Linked DNA regions of Mus musculus: region 2 is linked to region 1. A link is a loop called in an ENCODE intact Hi-C map of the cell type or tissue named here. Cell type or tissue: left cerebral cortex. All regions are shown on one strand.

The links. Peaks named below come from ENCODE experiments on the same cell type or tissue, not always from the same donor. Only the 100,000 strongest peaks of a DNase experiment are listed, where the experiment ranks them.
Region 2: a loop joins it to region 1, with 10 times the contacts of the local background. A loop is called at or near these places in 2 of 42 quality-filtered maps.

Annotation. Positions count from the first base shown.
Region 1 is chrX:75,126,239-75,134,238 of GRCm38, forward strand. It overlaps Mpp1 (membrane protein, palmitoylated), which reads right to left and starts at 4,778. Exons shown (of 12, transcript NM_008621.3): 1 at 4,487-4,778. The coding sequence starts at 4,588. In left cerebral cortex, no CTCF peak of the experiment used is centred here; DNase peaks (open chromatin) are centred at 3,376 and 4,781; H3K4me3 peaks cover 1,686 bases; H3K27ac peaks cover 880 bases.
Region 2 is chrX:75,379,165-75,387,164 of GRCm38, forward strand. F8 (coagulation factor VIII) reads right to left here and starts at 877. Exons shown (of 26, transcript NM_007977.2): 1 at 323-877. The coding sequence starts at 468. Fundc2 (FUN14 domain containing 2) reads left to right here and starts at 3,235. Exons shown (of 5, transcript NM_026126.4): 1 at 3,235-3,287; 2 at 7,938-8,000. The coding sequence starts at 3,269. In left cerebral cortex, a CTCF peak has its summit at 6,603 (motif pointing right); DNase peaks (open chromatin) are centred at 3,194 and 4,017; H3K4me3 peaks cover 1,397 bases; H3K27ac peaks cover 1,144 bases.

The sequences.
Region 1 (8,000 bases):
AAAGTTTGGAGGTTGGAGAGATGGCACAGCGGTTAAGAGCACTGACTGCTCTTCTGAAGGTCCTGAGTTCAAATCCCAGCAACCACATGGTGGCTCACAACCATCTGTAATGAGATCTGACGCCCTCTTCTGGTGTGTCTGAAGACAGCTACAGTGTACTTACATATATAATAATAAATAAATCTTGAGTCCACAGAGAGCAGAGGTTCTGAGTTCAATTCTCAGCAACTACATGATGGCTCACAACCATCTGTACAGATAACAGTGTACTCATATACATAAACTAAATAATAAAATAAAAACTTAAAGTTTGGATTATTTGAGGATAATATGAAGACATCTTGCCTTTATTATTCACAAATGTTTGTGCATAAAATAATAAATCAAAACCTACACAGCAAGCCAGAGGAGGAAAAACTAGTGTGAGCTTGGTATTTGGGTATAAACTGAAAATGGAGAGCAGCTTTTTTACTATCCACACACAGAGACACTAGGAAGAGCTGTGAAAAATATATCTTGCCAATTCATTTTTCTGGAGGAAAGAAGAGTCTTGAGTAGGAATCATCATCCCCCCCCCCCCCGCCCCGGCACAGAAGGGTGGGAAGATGACAGACAAGGAGATCTGGCCTAGAAACCTAAGGAGAGAAGTATGTCTTATAACATAGGTGTGCTTTCCACAAAGGTCTCTAAATTTACTGCTTCCTTTCTAACTGAAAAAACAATGAGGACTGGCATAGTGTCACTTACTGTGTAACTTCCACATGAGGAAGTGTTGAGAAATTGTCTTGTTTAGCAGCTAAAATGTCCCAAAACTCATATGACCATCACATGATCTTTATGTTGTAACAAAAATGTTGAAAAGGGGTTGTAATTTGAAAATTAACTTAGAATACCTAGCAACACAGAACTTCACACAACAAACAATTCAATGACACTACAGTCACTGCATGGGAAGACACCATGTAGCCATGAGAAGGAAGCTCTGAGGTAATTTTGAAACCATCTGTTCATGTGGAAAATAAAACAACTTGAAGACAATTATGCTAGTTTCACCATAAATAGTGAAAAAATGAATATATTCACGTTTACCTACACACAAATAATGTCTGGAAGGAACAGTGGTGGTTTCTAGGAAGGGGGAAATTGGTTGGCTACAAGACAGAGTGAAAAGGAAATTGCCTTCACGGGCTAATTTTACTCACCATATCTTCCAAATTGTGCACTATGTGTTTAAATACCTTAAGAAAATAATTTAGCAAAAAAAATATTAAACAGAACTTAAAAACTTGGGACACTTTTTTGGGGGAGGGGGTGAGACAGGGTTTCTCTGTGTAGCCCTGGCTGTCCTGAAACTCACTCTGTAGACCAAGCTGTCCTTGAACTCAGAAACCTACCTGCCTCTGCCTCCCAAGTGCTAGGATTAAAGGCATGTGCCACCACTGCCCAGTGGGACACACTTCTTACGAGAAAAACCCAGTCTAGGATAGATTCCTGGCTCTTTTACTAATGGCTGGTAACTTTGGATTCTTGACCTTCTTGCATTTGTGTTTTTTCAATTGTAAAAATGAGGATGGTAACTTAAGGACTTTACTGGGTTGTGAGCTTAACATAACTTAGAAGCACTGGGTAAATGTGAGCTATGGTTACTATGTTGCTGTACAGCTCTCTATTGGGAGTGCTGACATACCAACAATACCAAAAGAAGCCACTCAAGAAAATGCTCAGCATTCAAATCCTCATATATCCCTTCATTTTTATGTCACAATGATTACTTTCTATTCAGAAAAAATGAAAAATGGAGCTGCTTGAGTTTCAGTTGTTAGAAGCCTGTGTGTGCATCCAGAGTGTACTATACAGATAAAGCACATCAGCCAAAGACCTTTAACCATGTGGCCTTTGGATTGAGAGATGTATTTAGTGCCTGGCAAATAAAGCTCTAGTTAATATATGATTTTAAGACAATACCTGCCAGAAAAATTCTGATTCTTGAGCCCTCCTGTCTCTCCAGTTCTTATCATTTATAGTTAAATAGTTCTAATCTCTATACTTCCCTGGGGAATTGTTGGTTTTCTCATGACTTTTCTAACTTTTTTGTTGTACTTTTTCCCACTCACAAAGTGAAACAGATGTGCATGTGAAGAGTGGGTACTTGTGATTCAGTCAGGGGCTACACAAGGCTGGCAGGTGATAGTAAGGAACTCCCAGCTCTTCTGTATTTAGAGTCATTCATTTCCTTGGACTAGGCATTCTAAGTTCACCATGTGGAAGCAGTTGGCAATGAGCCTAACAGTAGGCTGAACAAATGTTTGTTCATTCCTGTGCTCAGTAGTTCACTGTCATTTTGTTCTGAAGCCAATTGGTTTAAATGAGAAAGTCAACTATAGTTGCCCCTGCTCTATTCACCCCCACTACCCCTGCCCCCACCCCTGCCAATTTTTTCAATCTATTTTTTTATTTCAACTTCCTTTGAGAAACTGTCTCTGCCCTTTGAACTGTGCTGCAGATGTTTCCTCTGAAGGAGGTGTAGGGGGTGAAGCACTGTGGAGTGGCCAGCATTGCTGAAGCCTGCACTTTGTAGAATCTAGGAGTTAAAGGGCAAACAGGACAGCCTGTGCAGAGACACCAAGGTTCAATGCCATGTACAATAGCAGAAAACAAGTCTTGGTTGAATCAGTAGGGAGCATGGTCAGTGAGTCTGCTCCTGATTATCATTCTACCAGAGAAAAAGACTCCTTCTTAGGTTTGGCTGTATCATTTGAAGAGGATATTTCCATTCAAGGTCTGTGTTTTCAGAGAATTTAAACTAAAAAAACAAAAAGTACTATTTTCAAATTATTTAGTCTTTGCCCCAGTTTTCTCAGTACCTAGTATAGTCTGTTAGTCTTCTTCATATTCTGTCCTTCACTTCTAGGATATCTATGATTTTATTTTTCAAAACCAGAAAGACCTAGATACCTTACAGATAGGAATTTGGTTTTATTGTGGCCACAGTGGCTTAAGTAGATTAGAATTTTTATCACATTAAGTTTTGTTCTTTGCACTTTATTTGCTCACCTTAAATAAGACACTGAACTAGAACATCAGGAATAGATGTTTCCTTCAGCAGTCATGACACTTTGGAGGGAGGTCTGATAATTTCTTGCTGTAAAAAATAAATCCATCTAGTTGTGACACTAAAAATGTCCTGAAGTCTGACATGTTAGCCCATATAGTGCCTATAAACTCAGGAGGCTGAGGCAGGAGAATTGCAAGGAATTCAAGGCCAGTTGGGGCAACTGAGTAAGCTACAAGGTAACCTGAGCTAGTGTGAGACAGCGTCTCAAAGCAAGAAACAAACAGATAAACAAAAAAAGCAAAATGTCCTCCTACTTGCCAGCAAGAGAGATAAAATTTGCTGACATTTAATTGGTGCACAGTTTCTTCCCCTAAGCAGTGAGTTGCTCTGTCAGTGTTACTAAAAGAGGACTTTGGGTGTGGAGCATAGAAAGGCAAGATTAAATAACCATACTTCCAAAACTAGCTTGGGGAGGGGAAATGACACCAGAGATAGGGAAAAGGAAACAGAGCTCCAGAATTGAGGAACCAGAATACAACTGTCATAATATGGATTTTTTTCTCGTATTAATTCTTCACTTTTTCTTTTTTTCCCTTTATCAAAAAAAAAAAAGTGATCAAAACACATAATAGCTACCATTCCTGTAAAGGTTTTTGGATTTATTTCCTCAGTTTCATCTAGTATCATCTTTGAACATTTTGTGTAAGTAATGTATGTTGTTTAATAGCTGTACCTTCCTATCACAAAGCCATCTTCGCTGTATCACAAGCAGCATCATAAATCTCCCAGGAGAAGGGACTGGGGAGCAGAGGGAGCAGGGTCCGTAGGTGAATGGGGAGGGGGAGACATGTTACATAGAATCTAATCACAACCACCTCTGGAGGCCTGACATATTAGATTAATAACTATTTACTGTCTAACACTGGAATATGAATGCTACCTTAGTTTACAGCATAGCACAAGGAGACCCCCTGAAATGAAATGCAGAGGGAAATGTGTGAGCTTTTTAGAGCACGAAGTTGGTTTTCACAACCATGTCTGTGAAACAACACAAACGCTCAATAACAGCCAGGCAGATCTACTATTGGATGTGTTCCTTAAAGTCTTATTTTCCTTCTTCAAGTCTGTTAGTAGACTTCCATCCATGAGCAAGTTTTCTTTGACCTTAAGTATTCATTTAGTCCTGGCCTGCCTCTCGGGATTTTCACCTAGGAGGGCTGCTCCAGGCAACTATCCACCACACCCAGATCTCAGCAGGAATCGGGCCCAGTGCTAAGGCCTCCACCCTGGGGGCAAGACACCCAAGATCTGGCCATCCGGGGACAGAGCGCTTGGGAACAAGGCCATGGATAGGAAAAATCCAGCAGCAGATGGAAAGGCCTGGATCCTAGACCCAACCCGAACCCAGAGGACCCCAGGGGTCCCGCTAACCTCAGGTCGGTTACGCTTCTGTAGTAAGTGCTCCAGGTAGAGGTCCGAAAGTGCGGTGCGCATGCTGTTCCCTCCCTCGCCTTCGCTCGACTTGAGCGTCATCTCTCAGGAGCAGAGACAACCAGACGCAGTAGCCGCAGAGCTTTGAGCCCAGGAATCGCAAATCGGGGAACTGCGGCCTGTTCAGAGACGAGCTAGACTAAGGCGGCGGAGGAGGCAGGGATCAAGAGCTGCGCTGAGAGCCAGGAGGGCCAAGCAGAGCAGTACCCACGCTCCGCCTACTCTCCACCCTGGCCCGCCCCTAAGCCCACCCACGCCTTGGCCTTCCTTGTGCTTAGCGATTGGAGAAGGCGCAGTTTAGCGTTGCTTGAAAGCTCCGCTCTAACCACGCCTCTGCGGGCCCTGTCGAGATGCGCAGCCAGCATCCCTGAAAAGATAAAATTCCGAGACAGGAGCTTCCATTCTCTCTCTTACTCGCACGACCTGTGAACTACCGAAGCGGATCCCAAAATGTCCAACTACTGCAACTGCAGCTCTTTTACCAACCACGAGTTGCAACTAGCTGAGTGAACTTTACATCCAGATTGCTCCTGACATCAGGAATCAACCAGCTACCCTGAAGAATGTAGGGGCTCTTAAATTGGTCCCAAGGCCAATGCACCTTTCCAGGTTTAGACTTGTAAAAGTGTGCTGCTGGTACCATCATTTACATTGGTATATGCTATTCAGCGAGGAAAGATGGGACTGCCCTCAAGAGCAAACTGGTTTTATTTACCTTAGGCCAGATCTCCTGTTGTTAATGCCACACAATTTCTAGGAATCAACAGAAGCAAATGGAACAAATAATCTTCAAGAATTGGAGTAAACGCCCTAAACTTCCAAATGGTCTGGAGACTAATGAAAGACTTTCTAAACAAAATGAATGTTTACTGGGTTTAAAGGCTCCTTGGGAATCCTGTCCTAAAATTCAGAGCTTGTATGATTGATAGCTTACACTCTCCCCCGTCCCTAGAAGAATTACTTTTAGGTGGAGAGAGAGGAGAAGAAAAGAGAAGAGAAGAGAAAAGGGGAGGAGAGAAGGGCAAAGGAGGAGATCTTGGTACAGAGGAAGAGAATACACTGAGCAATGTTACAGAATAATCAACTATGTAACACCTCTGTGCCCATATACAAAGGTACTCAATAATAAAAACAGCTAGGTGAGTAAATAAGGCCTTTCATTAACTGACAGTGGAACTGGAAAGGATGAAATTGGAACCTTGGTTTATGTGATACACAATGAAGATGAACCTCAGTTGGCGGACTGCTTAGCTAGCATGCAAAATCCCTGGGTTCAACTCTCAGTAATGCACACACTATTCATGATAGTGCGTGCCTATAATCTTAGCATTTTGGAGGTGGAGTTAATAGGATCAGAAGTTCAAAGTCATTCTCAGTCACTCAGTAAGTTTGAGGGCAACCTAGAATACATAAGACCTTGTCTCAAAACAAAACTAATAATAAGTAAATAAGAAAAAGAACTTTAAAAAATCAGAATATTTTATTCCACTTAAATATATGGATGTTGGAGAGTATATATTTTTAAGGAAAATGTAATTATATATTTTTATAACATGACACATAATCAAGTCTTTTTATTCTTTTTATCATATATATTATTGTATTTATTCACTTTGTATCCTGCTCACTGTCTCCTCCCAGTCACCTCCTCCTACCATTCTTTCTCCCATCCCCCCTTCTCCTCTGAGTAGGTGGGGGTTCCTGAGTATTCCCCCACCCTGATACATTAAGTCTCTGTGAGGCTAGGTGCATCCTCTTCCACTGAGGCCAGATAAGGCAGCCCAGCTAGAAGAGTATACCCCACCTACAGGCAACAGCTTTTGGGATAGCACCTGCTCCAGTTGTTGGGAAGAAAAAGAACTTTTTTAAAACAAAAGAGAACTAGACATAGTGGCACATACCTGTAATCTCAGTGCTTGGGTGGTAGATACTGGAGAATCTTGAGTTTAAACTCAGCTTCTGCTACAAGGTGAATTTGAATCCAACTTGAGCTATACCAAACACTTTCTCAGAAACAAACAATCCCCAAACTATGAGAGAATGGGAAGCTGACTCACTGGTTAGGATAACTTACTGTTCAAGCATGAAGACCTGAATTTAAATTCCCAGCAACCACTTAAAAAGCTGGTCATGGCCAAACATGCTCGTAACCCCAGAGCTATGAAGAGAAATAAGAGAATCTGTTGGCTGCCAGCATAGCTCCAGAGTCAGTGAGAGACCCTATATTAAGGAAAATAGGGTGAAGAGTGATAGAGAAAAACACATAAGGTCATCCTCCCATTTCTATATATGCATGGGGTTTGTGAATCTATACATACGTGAGTGTATACAACTTTCTAAGTATCCTTCACATACACATGTAGACACACACACACACACACACACACAAAAACCAATAAGCTTGGCGTGGTGGCACACTCCTTTAATCCCAGCACTTGGGAGGCAGAGGCAGGCGGATTTCTGAGTTCTAGGCCAGCCTGGCTACAAAGTGAGTTCCAGGACAGCCAGAGCTATACAGAGGAACCCTGTCTCGAAAAACAAGAACAAGAACAAGAACAACAACAACAACAACAACAACAACAACAACAACAAAAAACCCAAAACAATAAATATAATGACATTTCAATATATAAAAGCAAGAAATGTTTCTATTATGAATGTATAAAGACATTGTTTAGCTCTATCCTCTTAGCCAAACAGCCACCATCTTCATTAATTCATCTGTATCTGCTAGCAAAAGATCATCATATTTGGGTTTGTTGACTGTTAACCTACTCTTATAGAAGGAGGGTATGTGGGAGGCTACAGGACTCTCACTTGCCTATTCAGCCATTCCTGTCAATCAGTTGTAACTAATTTTGTTCTAATTGTTCTGGGTCTTGGGAGGGACTAGAGTGTATAGACTGAGGAAGGTTAACATAATGAAACTCCATCTGTGTGGCTACAGGGAAGCCATCATCCATGTTGGGATAAAGGCTTTCCAGAGGAACTGCTTTGCTTTAATCAGTGACCTGTCACCAATGCTCTGTAAGTAAGCTCAATAAACTCATTGGTTTTCCAGGAGAACTTCCATAGACTACAACTTTGGTTTGGCATTGATATCTTAGAAGTAATGGAGGTAGACACTTCATGGCAACAAAAGGACTACAAATTAACAAGAAAAACACAATCCAATAAAGAACTGGTCAAAAGACATGAATAAATATATCACAATGGAGGAAACACAAAGAGTTAATGGTGGTTTAAATAAGAATGGCCCCTATAGGGCTGGCGAGATGGCTCAGCGATTAAGAGCACTGACTGCTCTTTGGAAGGTTCTGAGTTCAAATCCCAGCAACCACATGCTGGCTCACAACCAGACAGCCAGGGCTATACAGAGAAACCCTGTCTCGAAAAACCAAAAAAAAAAAAAAAAAAAAAAAGTTGCCTTGGTCATGGTGTCTCTTCATAGAAA
Region 2 (8,000 bases), 250 kb after region 1:
GTAAAAGTTAAAAATTACTGACTGGACCCCTTAGTCTACGCAGTCTAATTGCTTAGAATGTCTTTTCCCTACCACCCTCTCACACACATACACACAAACAAACACACACAGAGTTTTGATTAGTAATTATTAATTTTATAAAAATGGAATATTATACATAATTTATATGCTTTTACACTAAGAAACACCTAGTAGACTTTTCTCCATGTCAGTAGAAACAACCTTAATTCATCATTTGTAATATATGTATGAGTTGGGTCATACAAATAAACACAGTCAAAATCACATCTTCACAATGTTGCACTTGACAGAGGATTTTTACCTTGAGTCTGTATGCAGCACACTGAGCAGATCACTCTGAATATAGTTCCAGGACAATTCCACTGCACCAAGGTAGTATCTTCTGATGGCACTAGAGCAGAAATTGAAAAGGCTCAGAAAGAAGCAAGCGAAGAGTGCTATTTGCATGGCTTTTATTACTAGAAAATGTTCAACTAAAGAAATGAAAATTTAACTCTTCTCTAAAATAACTTTAGCTTTTAAGAACAAAAAGAAAATGTAATGATTTAGTAAAAAGTCCTAAATATTTTGCAGAGCATTTTCTGGAAGTTTATCTACTGTGAGTGAAAGTAGCATTAGCACAAAACAGATCTGAAAGGATTACTTCCTTTTGGGTAGTAGGAAGCAGGCACAGGAAAACTGGAATAGGAAGAGTGGCTGAGCTAAGGCTTAACCCATTTCCTGCTGGGTGCATCCTAACAAGTTTGAATCCTTAAGAAAAGGAACAGAATACTGAGGAGGGGCGTTCAGGTGTATTTAAATTCCTAGCCTATTCTAAAAGACTGTTCCTTGGTACCTGTAGCAAAGAAACTCTAGATAGTGAAGATTCTGGAGTCTGCATGGAATGTAAAAGCTTCCACTTTGGGATTCACCAGATTCCAGCCTACTTTCTCCGCAGAAACTTTCCAGCTGCCCACATGGCCTAGAGATCCAGATAGGATACCTGTACCATATGTTTTATTTGCTGTTGCTTTTTTATTAATGATTACTATGGGAGGCCCCAGGTAGTCATAGGCAGAGCTACTCTTGGACAGGTGTTCTTGAATTGTATAAGAAAATAGGCGGATCAAGACATAATGATCAGTCAGTAAGCAATGTTCCTCCATGATCTCTGATTCAGTTCTGGCACCCAGGTTCCTGCCCTTTTGAGATTCTGTCCTCATTTCCATCAGTGAAATTGATTAGTGAATTGTTTATTACATGGAAGTATAAGTTGAAATAAACCCTGTTGCTTTTGGTCATGGTGTTTTATTACAGCCAGAGAAACTTTAACTAAGACACCCTCCCTCCTCAAAAAGCTGGAAACAAACTTATCATATGACCCAGCTATATCACTCTTGGGCATACATCTAAAAGGATTGTACATTCCACTATAGAGATACTTGTATATCCATATTCATTGCCATTCAATTCATAATTGAATGAAAAAGGAAAGAGCCAACATCCACCAACTGAAGAATGGATAATGAAAATGTGGTACATTCACACAATGGAATATTTATTACTCAGCTGTAAAGAAAAATGAAATTAAATTTGCAGGTAAATGGATAGAGCTGGAAATAATCATTCTCCATAAGGTAACCTAGACCCAGAAAAACAAATGCCTCAGATTCTCTCTCACATGTGAATGCTAACTCTGAATCTTTAGATATCTGTCTTAAATTGGAGTATCCATAGAGATCAGGAAACTAGCAAGGGGCCAACAAGGGAAGGCAGATTTCAAGGGAAATGGGATATACTGCAGTTGATATGAAAAGGGAACAGGAGAAGTTGAAGGGTTACGTGGGGTAAGGATAGGAGGGCAGGAGAGAGAAGTGAGTATGGGTAGTGATTATTAACACTAAAGATACTTGAAAAAAATATGAAAACCTACTACTGTAGAAGCTTTTTAAATAAAATATACATGTATACATATATAAGAATTTAAATGGAGTTACCCCTACATCAGGATGACAATGTCCCTACTAAACACTGCAGGGTAACAAATATAAAGCCCAGTGCCAGGAATGGGTCACCTCTTTTGGAGTTTGTTGGCTCCATAAACCCCCAAACATTATAAGGTACTGCCAATTTTTTGGCAATCTACAGAACTTCATGGTTAAGATCGTATTGCTGATGACACAACATAGTTGAGTCATAAAACATGGGGAAATCAAGCTGGCACTGACAAGATTTCACAGTGCTGGAAGGTTACATGTGTGCTATTTGGGGTGACAAGTTATTGACAGTCTTACAAAGCATCTAAGAACCCTGTGAGGTACTATATAATGACTGATATGTCAAAATAGCCTCATTGCTATGGTAGTGGCATAAATATAGTAGGAGTAACTAATCACTTCATGTTTGTATTTAAGGCCCACTCCACAGGATAGAACCGATACCTGTTAGAAAGCCAAAACCCCATGGCTGCCTAAGTCATAGGGAAGAACTGCTTTCCTAAATGGACACAAAAATAAACTGTCTCCTCCCAATTTTTTTTACTATTATACCGATAAAATAGGGGATCTTTCACTCCTCATCTAAGAATCTTCTTTTTTCTAATAGACTCACAACTAGTATATGTACAGAGGATAAGAGGCAATAAAGTGCTCAATTCTAATTGAGATATTTGTATCACTCCCCTCTCCAGTCCCAAGGGATCGGAAGTCCTGTTTGGCCTCAGGTACTGCGTACACGTGCTGTACTCAAACACATGCAAATACTCATATACACAAAGTTAAAAAAAAAACTTTAAAGCGGAAGAAGCAGCAGTCATAATACAAGTGTACATTATTAAGTGGTTGGAATGCTTTTAAAAAGTGTAAGATGTGTTTTCCTGAACTTAAACAGCCTTGAAATTAATGTCAGAATTAACATAAGTTCATTGTTTACATAAATATGCAAAATCTAAAATAAATTAAAAAAAATAAAGGTGAGATAAACTCTGTCACCACCAAGGCAGAGAAGCTTTCTGCACACGTAGCAAGCATTCATTCCTCTGCGCAAGTGTGGGGCTGCAGCTGAGGTGGTTGTAGCAGCTGCTCCAGGACAGGAAAGATGTCTAATGGGACCAGGCCCCGCTGTCTCCGACTGCCAAGGGACTGGAAATATCTGCCCCCCCACCCCCTGCCGGAAGCCAGCTGCGGATGACTAACGCCTGTTCCTGGTCTCGTGGTCTGAAGCTGTGTCATCGCGATACTAGGGTCCCCCCCCCCCCCGCGCCCCCGAAATGGCCGCTAACAGTCAAGGTAAAGGCGGGAGCACGCGCGCAAGGGCCAGGGGTGGAATCACCTTTGTCGCTTAGAGTGAAGTACTGCTGGTTGCATGCTGAGTCGCTTGCTGGGTTCCTCCCTCCCCAGGGAGCTTCAATAGCACCTGGATAGGGCAGCGCGGAGACTTTTCTGGCGGGTGTTCTGGGATCTGGCCAAGGTCATACTTAAGCTGGCTTTTGAGTTACCCAGGGATGTTATCTCTGCCTAGCTCTTCTAGCCTTTCAGTGCCGCCCCTACCGAGGTGTCCCTAGGGAGATCCAGTTACTGTTCTCAGAAGCGATCTGGCTCCCTGACAGGAGTGTTTTTGTCTCTTACTGCCTCTCAAACACCTACAGTCCTCATTTTCATTGGTACTTTCCTAATTGATTGTTTTGAAAACAGTAGGAGATATAGTCGGCCCACTCAAAATAAAATCCCAGTGGAGCACTTTTTTTCTTTCTTTTTGTCCGTTTTCTTTTCTTTTCTTTAGTTACGTTAAGTCAGTCAATTCATTAAGCTCACAGTCATTACACTTGATGCAATTGCTGAGCAGAATACCTAGAAATTTCTGAGAAATCTTGTCTTACATAATTGTAGTGCTTACAATAATTATCGTTGTTTTCCTGGGCCTATAGACAAGGCTTGTAAATGTTGTTTACCAGTGTTTAATGAGCGGACTCTAATTGTTATCCATCCCATCTCACCCACCATCAACAGATAATTTGGTGTAGTCCAGTCTGGCCTCAAACTCAGCTATCCTTGTGTTTCAGCCTCTAGAGTGCGTGGAACTATACCCAACTAAATCCCACTTTTGACTAGAGCCATACGTTGAATGTATTGTATATGGTTTTTAAATATATATATATGAATATCTAGTGCTTCTAACACTATTGAAAGGACTTGCTTTGTACTGTGGAGTTACCTGAGTACCTTGATAGGAAAATGATATAATAGTATATGTAAATGTATTTCTATACTTCTTATTCAACTAATTTTGTGTATACTTAGGTCAATTCAACATCCTCTCTCTCTCTCTCTCTCTCTCTCTCTCTCTCTCTCTCTCTCTGTTTTTTGAGACAGGGTTTCTTTGTGTAGCCCTGTCTGTCCTGGAACTCAATCTATAGACCAGGCTGGCCTCAAACTAAGAAATCCGCCTGCCTCTGCCGGGCATGCACCACCACTGCCTGGCTTTTTCTTCTTCTTTTTTTTTTTATTAGATATTTTCTTTATTTACATTTAAAATGTTATCCCCTTTCCTGGTTTCCCCTCTGAAAACCCCCTATCCCATCCCCCCTTCCCCTGCTCACCAACCCACCCACTCTCTCTTCCTGGTCCTGGCATTCCCCTACACTGGGGCATCTAGCCCTCACAGGACCAAGGGCCTCTCCTCTCATTGATGACAGACAAGGCCATCCTCTGCTACATATGCAGCTGGAGCCATGTCCCTCCATGTGTACTCTTTGGTTGGTGGTTTAGTCCCTGGGAGTACTGGTTGGTTCATATTGTTGTTCCTCCTATGGGCCTGCAAGCTCCTTCAGCTCCTTCGGTCCTTTCTCTAGCTCTTCCATTGGGGGATCCTGTGCTCAGTCCAATATTTGGTCAAGAGCATCCACCTCTGTATTTGTCAGGCACTGGCAGAGCCTCTCAGGAGACAGTTATATCAGGCTCCTGTCAGCAAGCACTTTTTGGCATCGACAATAATGTCTGGATCAATGCAACATCTTATTGAATACTATAGCCTTTTGAATCTTGAACTTAGCCAGGCAGTGTTGGCACTCACCTTTAATTCCAGCACTGGGGAGGCAGGGGTGGGTGGATCCCTGTGAGCTTGAGACCAGTCTGGTTAATTCTGGGGCTCCACAGAGAAACTTTGTTTCACTGCTCCCAGCCCCAAAAACCTTTAATTTAGGTGGCTCTAAATTATACTGTAGTTTTGAAAGTTTGAACACTCTTAAACTTTCTTCCTAAGTTTTTTTTGTTTTTGTTTTTGTTTTTTTGTTTTTTTGGGTTTTTTTTTTTTTGCCGTTTATCATATAGAAGATTGACTTTTCTCATATGGTCTGTTTTCAGTGGGACTTTGATATTCCCATCCCAGTAAGAATTGGAATATATATTCTCTCTTCTTTAATCTGGATGGGAACTACTCTAGGCCAGTTTAGTGGTAGCAAAATTCAATAGCTTCTGAGGCCAGAACTTAAAATGATGACAGTTTTTTCTAGGTCCTTGACCTTTCCTTCACTTGAGACAGTCACCTCTTAAACTTAGCTTCAATGGTATTAAGGAAGTCCACTCTAGCCTCTGAGAAAAATAGTCTGTATATGCAACTGTAGACTTTTTAGATTATTATTTATTATTATATTATTCCAGACCCTGCCCTGTAAGTTTTCTAGCTGAAGCCTCAGATATCACAAAATGACAGAGAAGCCTTAATGGTGTGATTGAATTCCACATGCACAGAACCAACCAGAGATAATAGACAAAATAACTTTGTTTCATGATGTTTGAGCAATTTGTTGTACAGCTATTATAACTTCAACACTATTTTTGGTTCTTTGCCTGTCTATATACATTTTAAAATCCCTTAACCCAGTGGTTTTCAACCTTCCTAATGCTATGCCCCTTTAATGCAGTTTATCATGTTGTAGAAACACCAAGCATAGAATTGTTTTGTTGCTACTTCATAATTGTAATTTTGCTACTATTATAAATTGTAATGTACATATCTGATATGCAGGGTAGCTGATGTTTAACCCCAAAGGAGTCTGGATACACATGTTGAGAACCACTGCCTTAACCTGTAAAGGACATTTTGGTTTTGCTAAGGATTATATAATAATGAGAATGAACATCTTAATATTGAAACTCAGGTAGGAATCTAGCTCACAGGCTTAGCTTTTTAATCCCCTTAAATTTAGGAGGGGAGTGCTCTATAGTTTATCATTTTTTTCTTTTGCCTGCTAATATTTAGAAAGCACCTGCTTAATTTTATATATATATAAAGTTTTACAAGATAATTTAGGTATTGTTTTGTACAATAGCATTCATTTAGATAGCAGCCTGGATATTCATTCAAGTACTCTTCATTCCCTTGTTCATTTCTAGAGTTCTACTTAGCATTTCTTGGTTGAGTTACATCAGTTTGCCTCTTGAATGTTATTTCTCTCTTATTCTGGTAATCTTCTTGGACTCCAATTATATATGTGTGAAATATTCTGAAAATTTTTGCTTTGTTTAATTTTATAAAAATTATTTATTTATGTATTTATTTATTTAATAATGTATATGAGTACACTGTAGTTGTGTTCAGACACACCAGAAGAGGGCATCAGATCCCATTACAGATGGTTGTGAGCCACCATGTGGTTTCTAGGAATTGAATTCAGGACTTCTAGAAGAACAGCCAGTGCTCTTAACTGCTGAGCCATCTCTCCAGCCCCTCATGTAATTTCTTGATCATTTCTGATTCTGCCTCTATTTTCTATTCTTTTTTTAAAATGACAATTCTTGGGTTTTTCTTTTGTTTGTAAACAGTCTTACATGCTGAGTTTTTAACATTTGTTATCTTAATGCAGTATGTTTCCAAGGAAGAAGGATTGGACATAGTAGGTAAATCCAAGATGATCTTTGTTCAAACCAGGCATTATACTTTTTTTTCCCCTTTGGTTTTTTGAGACAGGGTTTCTCTGTGTAGCCCTGGCTATCCTGGAACTTACTCTGTAGACCAGGCTGGCCTCGAACTCAGAAATCCACCTGCCTCTGCCTCCCAAGTGCTGGAATTAAAGGCTGCACCACTACTGCGCCACCACTGCCTGGGACATTATACATTTTGTTAGCTTGTTTCCCATTCCAAAGCTTTGTTTCCTGATTACAAAATGGGATTAATAAGTAGTACCTATCTTTTCCTGTGCATTTAATTAAATAGTTTGTTACTAAGTACATTGTCTAGTAAAAAGCACCCGGTCAAATATTGTTTACTTATTCATTGGAGATCTATATAATACAGAAAATTGGTTTGTAGGTGGCTCCTAAAGAGGGGAATTTAAAAATACATATTTAGAATGCTTTTATTCCATAGCACTGTTTTTCCCTATGTCAGTTCAATTGTTTTTAAATTTGAGAGGAAAAACAATAGCAGACTAAGCCTAAGTTTTCAAGGTGCTACAATACATATATTCAAATTTATTTATTTTAGTCAGAATTTCTAAAATTCCAATCCAGAATTTCAGAGATATTTTACTATTTAAAATAGTTACCTGTCTGCTTTAAAAATCTCTTAATCTTGTTAGGAATAGTGGAAAACTATTATGAAAGTAAATATTTTCTTATTTTCTTAGTTCTTTTTTTAGTTTTTTATTTGCATATACTAATCATACACCATGATGGATTTTATTATGATTTTTATACATTTATACAATGTGTTTTAATCATATTTACTTTTGTCCTTCCCTATTCCTTCTGATCCCCTTCAATTGTTGTCTTGTCTTCACTATACTTTTTTTTGATGACCCATTGAGTTTCATTAGGCTTATTTATAGGAACATGTGTGAGAGATTGTTTACTAGCCCATAGGCACCTTACCATACCACTGAAGAAAATGTCTACTCCTTTGGCAGTAACCAGTAACTACATATCTTCATTCTTTTATAGGAAACTTTGATGGAAAATTTGAAGCACTGGATCTTGCAGAATTAACTAAAAAACAACCATGGT